Regions from separate parts of the Homo sapiens genome. Here all the other regions are linked to region 1. The links are chromatin loops, found by intact Hi-C in ENCODE. Cell type or tissue: B cell. All regions are shown on one strand. Region 1 overlaps EPHA4 (EPH receptor A4). Region 2 overlaps EPHA4 (EPH receptor A4). Region 3 has its middle 370 kb from the start of EPHA4.

Region 1 (2,500 bases):
GTGCCTGGCCTAGTCCCAGGCAGTGCTCAGTAAATGCTAGTTCCCTTTTGCTCTGTATTTCCGGCCTATTTTGGGTTTTTTGTTTATTTGTTTTTTTGTTTGTTTGTTTTTAATTTATTGAGATGGAGTCTTGCTCTGTCACCCAGGCTGGAATGCAGTGGCACAATCTTGGCTCACTGCAACGTCTGCCACCTGGGTTCAAGCGATTCTCATGCCTCAGCCTCCCGAGTAGCTGGGACTACAGGCGTGTGCCATCATGCCCACCTAATTTTTTTCTATTTTTGGTAGAGACTGGGCTTTGCCATGTTGGCCAGGCTGGTCTCAAACTCTTGATCTTAGGTGATCTGCCTGCCTCAGCCTCCCAAAACGCTGAGATTATAGGTGTGAGTCATTGCTCCTGGCTTTGTTTGTTTGTTTTGTTTTTTTAATTCCATATTCTCCAATTACCTCTGACATATGGTATTTACAAGGTTCTTCCTTAAACTTTTTCTGAATCTACAGTTCATGAACTCCTGTGACACTTACGCTTTTGGCAGATATTTTCCAAATCTCTGCCTCTAGTAGTGCTGACCTCCAGACCTGTCTCTCCAATTGCTTCCTGAACATCTCAACTCAAACATATCATGACCCACTAGCTGACCTCATGCCCTTCCTTTTGAAACTGACATGTCTTCCTGTCTTCCCTATTTTGGCTATAGCATCTCTACTGTCTCTGGCATTTGGTCTGGGAAACTTAAGTCCAGTTTCAATTCTACTTTTTAAAATATCCTGTAACATCTAAATGGAAATGAGATCCTCCCGTTGCACTGGTCTTAGATAGAGCTTTCTTCCTTTCCTTACTCAAGGGCAGGTTTGGAATGAAGTTGGATTCTAGAAGTTAGGCCAAGCAATAATTAGTTCATTGACATTCACAACAGTAGGTAATAGAGTCCGAGGGTTGAGAATAGGGAAGAATTCTTACAAGAATTATCCTTGGGTTAACACTATATGGTCCAAGCCTTGTTGTGTATGAAATAATCAGAATTTCATAATTTCTGTTTCTTCAAAAAGTAGTTTTAAATGTTGTTTTCTAAAAAGCGTCAAAGGGGGCGCAATATAACAAAACATAAGTTATAGCCAATTTCAAATGCATGCAGATCCTACCATGGTTAACAAAATGCAAATATATTTTAAAGACTTATTGAATGTGTAGTAGCCTTTTGTCATTCTATACTTTTTCTAAAAATTCATGCTAAAAGTGCAACTGGCAGAGGAGTTTCATGAAACTCTTACGATGTTACCTTATGAAATATGAATTTCAAGAATGATTGATGATTTTCATTTGTTCAGCGTCACCAGCTCATAGAAAACAAAATCAGAGATTACATGAATTTTCAAAAATAGGATGTGGGGGAAGAGAAAGTAAAATTGAAAGTCTCTAAACACTTGGCTACTCAGTTTAAAACTTCTGCTTCCTAAAGATACATCTATTATATTTAAGATAAGATAATAGGCACTGTCTGTGTTTCTCTCTCTCTCTCTCTCCCCCCTCTTGCTCTCTCTCTCTCTCTCTGTGTGTGTGTGTGTGTGTGTGTGTGTGTGTGTGTGTGGTTAGAGGAAATAAGTCTTACACTCTGGGTCTACCAGTTGCCTACTGGATAATAAAGTAAATAAATATATGTTCAAAGACACATATATGTGTTTGTATACAGAAGTGCTGTGTATACAGAAAACATTTGAATTCTGATTCCCCAGTGTAGCAATGCTTGATAGAAAAGGTACTGGCTGATTTTAGGCTGTGAAGAGAAGATAAAATTTCATTATTTGTAGGTGATGGGAAGTGTTTAAAGAACAATCCAAGTGAGAACAACTGGTACTCTGTCTGGTTTGATTGAAGTGCAGGATGTTTGAGGGACAAATTGGGGCTGGCTATGAGAGGCTTTGAGCTTCTCTGTTCTTCTGGTTGAATCCTGTGGTATATACAGTGGGGATCATTGAGAGATTTTCAATACAGGAATGACATGATCAGCATGAACATCATACTTTTTAAAAATTACACAAAATGGGTGTTTAAAAGTTAATTTTAAATTTTGATAATGGTCAGTAAACGAAATGGGAGAGGAAGCAAAAGAGAAAAGAAGAGACACCGAGAAACTACAGAGGAAATAAAGAGGTCTCAGTCCAGAGGGAGAGAAAGGGCGAGGCTAGGACTCTAGGTTGCATTGGAGGTAAACTGCTTTTGTTTATTTGGGCTGTGAGTATAGAATGCTTCTTTGCCTTGCATTTGAAAGGCTGATTTGGTTATTCTACCACTATGTACAGGCCTTTTTAATGTTCTTTGTTTCTAAACCCTGAGTAGCTCCCTTGCTAGGGGATAGTAACTTGTAGGGCTGACTTTGAGTGGCAGAGGCAGAAACATTAATATCATCCATGAGCAGAGTCTCCCAGGTAGCATGTCCTTACATTAGGTTGGTTGTTGCAAAGGTAATTGCGGTTTTTGCCATTGAAAGTAATGGCAAAG
Region 2 (2,500 bases), 55 kb after region 1:
CCAAGGAACAGAACAATAGAACATTGCCAGTCTTCCAGAGGCTTGTCTTGTATCCTTACCCCTTCTCTAATTCCAAAGACTAATTATTTTATTTGGTAATTGAATTTGTTTTGTTTTATTCTTGTCTTAGCTCTTTAGATTAGTTCAAATGTGAGTTCATTCTGCACCAAAAGTTTTAAGGTTTGTCTGTGAGCAGGGATCATATCGAACTTACCCCTGGGTTTCTGACAGCCGACAATGTACACAGATACCCCTGTACCTAACAGAGCAGACTTTAGAAAGATTTACGTTGTTGCTGCTGCCGCTACTGCTGTGGGAAAACAGTCACTTAAACCTTCAAGTCTCCTATTTCTTACCATGGAAAGGAGGGGCAGAGATCAGCCGCTTTCTGTAGATCAGTGGTTGAGAATGAGGGCTCTAGGACCAGATTTTTGAATTATGACCACATATAAGCTATAACTTGGAGCAAGTTATTCAAACTCTCTGTACCTTATCTTCTTGATCTATAAAAATGAGGATAATAATAGTACCTGTCTCATAGAGTTTTTGTGAGGTTTACATGAATTAAGTCCTGCAAGAGATTTAGAACAATGCTCAGCACATCATAATTACTCAATAAATGCTAGTTTCGTGTGTATGTTGTTACAGACATGTGGCATAGAGGGAGGATCACATACTTTTGAGCCAGGTGGACTTGAGTTTTAAATCTCATTTTATGGCTTTGGTCAAATTATTTAATTTCTTTGTACCTGAGTTTCCAAGTCTGAAATGTAAGGGTGATCATTATAACTACTTCAGAGAGTTATAGGGATGAAATGATGTCAGGTGTGCGTGTATGTGCAAGTGCCTTGCCCAGGAGTTTACTGGCATCTGATTTGCTCCTTTCCCCATTCTTTGTTTTGTGGCAATTCACAGGGCCTCAGTTTTCATCTGCTTAAGCAGTTAATAATTCAGTGAAAACTAAATTAACTCTTTTCTACAAAGAAAACTCAACCAAACCATTTTGAGAACCCCAATGTGTTTTCCCATTTAGCATTAGCATAAGATCAGCTGAATCTTTTGGCTCAGTGTTTTGCGATTCTGCCGATTTCATTCACTGTTAGAAGACTAGTGGCCGTGATTGTGGCCGTGATTTTGTCCGTGGGAAGCCACGCGGCCTCTGTCACTGGCTTTGCTGACCTCAGGGCAGCGCATTCCAGTTTCTCACAAATGGGTGGATATCTGCTCATCGTGCATGACCAGCTGGAGTTTCCGGGAGGGAACCCAAAGGCCTTTCAGGAAGCTGCAAAACCACAGACCAATCTTCTGTGGGCCACAGTACTTCTACAGTTTATCTGAGTTAGTTGTGATATGCAAATACCTCTTTTTTGCCAGAAGGCTCCACTTCACTTGAATGAGTACCTGTTTTAACCCCAAATGCCAGTTCAATGGGTTATTGCAATAGAAATTTATTTTCTTGCTGAAATCGCATCCAGTTGGTGGTGATGGGGGTTGTTGGGTGTGGGGCTTCCAAGATGGGCCTGGGTCATTAACCTCCCTCTGGCTTGTGGGTTCAAGAAAATGGAGAGTCACAGGGAGCTATTTATGGGCCAGATCTAGAAGAGGGGAAATCACTTCAACCCACATTCCATTACCCAAAACTCAGTCACATGAACTACCGTAGATACAAAGGAATCTAGGAAGGTAGTCTTTGGCTGGGCAGCTCTATCTAGAAGGGAAGGGATCTCACAGTTTTGGATGCCTTAGCCAAAGAGGCCAACCCAACACCTTCAACTTCCCTATGCAAACAATTAACGTGAAGGCTAAGAATAGCATCACATTCTATCATTTAAAATTTAACCAATAGCTCTCTGTAAAGGATTTGTTGAAAATAATCCGTTGCCCATCTCTCTGGCATAAAGAAAATGACGTGCCCTCCCATCTATCTGGGAAATAAAAAAGGCTTATAAAATTTTCGTCTTCTATTAAACCAAAAGTAAAAACCAAATCACAGACTTTGCAAAGTCTTACTCTGGAATCATTTAGTTCAAGTATTTATAGTGTTCCAAAATCAGACTCTTAAAATCATTGGCAGCATGAGTCAATTGTATCCTTCAGTAAATATTGCTGAAGGATAATGTGGCTGTGCACTGCTTTATTTTATAGTATGTGTTTAAAATAGACTCTGGTCTGACCTTGGAAATCACTTTATGGAAAAAAAAAATGCATCTCTCATACATTCTAAATTTAAGCTTAATAAATATGAATACTTACATATCTAAATATAAATGAACTTCATTTAATTCACAGTCTTCTGAAGATTTTGGCTGAGAATTTGGTTCTATGTTTTTGTGTCAAATAAGGAGAAAAATCAATGTCAATTTCAGAATAATCAAGTTGTTTTTCTGTACCTTTTGCCGGTTTGTTTTAAAAAGTTTCACTTTTTGACTATGAGAAACTGTGCTTGTGTGGATGCATGATGTAGCAACTAAAAGCTGTTGGGGGTGGAGCTGACTTTTTA
Region 3 (2,500 bases), 320 kb after region 1:
TTTTCCACTCAGGTTCTTTCTCCCTTGTTCTGTAATGGATCAAGGTGAGAAGAGTTGTTTATGATCTTTATAAGTGGTACCATGTAAGCATGGATTTACTATCATGCTGCACTTAACTGCCTCTTCTGTAGGCTAAATAGCCTAGTTCTACAAACCTTCCCCTAAGTGTAGATCATTTTCAACTGTTTAATAGCTATCTTTGTTGCTTTCCACTGAAGGATTTCCAAATTATTTCCACCCTTCTAACGTTTTCATCATCAGTAACATTGCATCTGTGAAGTAAATGTTCTGCTGGGCACTGTGCCAGATTTGATTGCGAATGTCTTCTACCTGTTCCACAAGCTTTAGGGCCATGTTACAAACAACACAAATGAGATCAATACATTTAATAACACATTGACAATGCATGGCCTTTGATTCAGGCAGAGAGAAAGACATAGGCATTGCCTGGGTCTTTTTATCTTGTTTTACCTATTTCCATTAATGATTTTGCTCATTCATCAAGGCTCTTTTGTTAGTTATTATTTGGAGGGTTGTCACTGAGTTTTAAATTCAGTCTAAAGATATATTTGAAATCCACTCAGTTTCAGCCATATGGGTTGGAAGAGAAGACTTTGAACTATCATCAGGACTATATGAGGGTCATTATCCAAGAATTAGGAACCAGAACACCAATGGAAGGGGGAGTGGACACTTGTGCAGCTGTATCCTGGGTTTTAGTGGACACTCCAGGGCCATATATAAGTCAGGAAGATGATGTGAAAACCAGAAGATCCAGGTATTGGAAAAGGTGGTATAAAAACCAACTAACCACTAACAACATTAATAACAACAACAAAACAAAAATAGAGGTAATTATAGATTAATCAGACAGAACACCTCTCAAGGCAGCTGTTGAGTAACAGCTCTTCCCTATCCTGGGTTTCCTTTTGCGGGTGGCACTGGCTCTCTGGTGAGGTCAGTTCAGGGACCAGGTGCAGGCTGATCTAAGGCTTGCACCTGCATTCATTATGAGGAAGTAAAGAAATAACCCTGAGGGGAAGAACTCTCAGTTCAGAGATGTGAAAACCTGGTTTTAAATAATGAATATTCATTATTAAACCAATAACCTGATTTGGTAGACTTCCCCATCCTCATACAGTGACCTCCAGGAAGTTTAAGCCACATTTACACATCAGTGATCGCATTGAGGGAGAACTCCTCAGCCTGTACATCTGTACTTTCTTTGTTTTCACTCATCTTTATACTCATATGTACATTTTCTCTAGTTCTGGTTTTGCATCCTTATTTATATTTTCCCATATTGATAGCAGGGGTTCTTGTGCTTCACATTATTTACAAAAGAAGACAGGGAACAAATAAGTAAATGTCTGCATCCATAAAGCAAAAGCATTGAGTGGATCGTAAAGCCTTGCTGCTTTGTGTATTCTACCTGTTGTGATATTTACTTCCCAATATCTGTCTAGGTGGGCAAAATTCACAATCTACATAAGAATGAAATGAACTTGTTCTCTTGAAATTTTCTTACTTCCCTAAGCATGAAATAGAAGTACACCTTGTTTTCCTTCAGTGAAAACTCAAGTGTAGTCTGGTTGCCGTCTCTTTGAACAGGCAAGAATAACATGTGTTTTGGATCAGATGCCTCTCATGTGCATTCTTGAGGATCCTTGGTAACCTTAAGGAACAGAAGCAGTTTTAAACTTAGGCTCATAAACTGAGAGTCACACTGTCATGTGGTAGGCATGGTTCCTTGTGATCAAGGACTTTGATAGGTAGCTCTATACTAATTCTGTTCTGCAGTACCGCTAATACGTAAGTAGGATCTGAAATTGAACCCTAGACGCATTCTGATGATGCATTGAAACTGTCTTTTTAAGTCTCCGGAAAATTTTATTTTCCCGTGTTGGATGGGGAATAGTCACAAAGAGATACAATTTGAGTCTTCTGCGGCTATGCCATTCAACATTTTAATCCAAACATCCCTTTTTCCTTATCCTCCCAGAGAAAGCATTCTTTTGGAGAGTAATGAACGAAATGAATAGTGGAGATGACATGAAATATCTTCTTAGAAAATTATCCTTATTCTTCTGTTGAGAGTCCAGGATTTGCAGTTCAAAGACATGGGTTCTAGTCCTGGTTCCCACTATTATGTACTCTGTGATTTTATACAAGACATTGAAATTCTTTGAGCTTAATTTTCCTCATCTGTAAAATGGCAATAATGATTCCCTTTTGGCCTGGTGAGGAGCTGTTGAGATAATTTATACAAAGGTTAATGATCTAATCTTCTATGCACCTAAGCCATGGACTCCCATGCTCATGCCTTTGACCTCGTAAGACCTCCTGTCCACCAAATCTATCACCATCTCACTCTCAGTTATTCTATTTTGTGTTTTCATTTGCTTTAAAAAAAAAACACACACAAACAGATAAGACTCTATTGTCTGTAATTACAACACTTTCTTGCAAATATAACTCCTTTGCCAGGCCAGGCATGATG

What was found. A loop is a pair of places that touch in the nucleus more often than their neighbours do. Peaks named below come from ENCODE experiments on the same cell type or tissue, not always from the same donor. Only the 100,000 strongest peaks of a DNase experiment are listed, where the experiment ranks them.
Region 2: a loop joins it to region 1, with 3 times the contacts of the local background. A loop is called at or near these places in 7 of 110 quality-filtered maps.
Region 3: it touches region 1 in a loop (10-fold over the local background); 2 of 110 quality-filtered maps call a loop at or near these places.

The regions. Positions count from the first base shown.
Region 1 is chr2:221,519,596-221,522,095 of GRCh38, reverse strand. The region is part of intron 3 of EPHA4 (EPH receptor A4); the gene reads left to right. Among named protein-coding and RNA genes, the nearest start is that of EPHA4, 51 kb to the left of the region's middle. In B cell, CTCF peaks have their summits at 900 and 1,109; a DNase peak (open chromatin) is centred at 1,495; H3K4me3 peaks cover 1,154 bases; H3K27ac peaks cover 2,500 bases.
Region 2 is chr2:221,464,751-221,467,250 of GRCh38, reverse strand. The region is part of intron 5 of EPHA4 (EPH receptor A4); the gene reads left to right. Among named protein-coding and RNA genes, the nearest start is that of EPHA4, 110 kb to the left of the region's middle. In B cell, no CTCF peak of the experiment used is centred here; a DNase peak (open chromatin) is centred at 1,250; H3K4me3 peaks cover 732 bases.
Region 3 is chr2:221,201,851-221,204,350 of GRCh38, reverse strand. No RefSeq gene overlaps it. Among named protein-coding and RNA genes, the nearest start is that of EPHA4, 370 kb to the left of the region's middle. In B cell, no CTCF peak of the experiment used is centred here; a DNase peak (open chromatin) is centred at 1,020.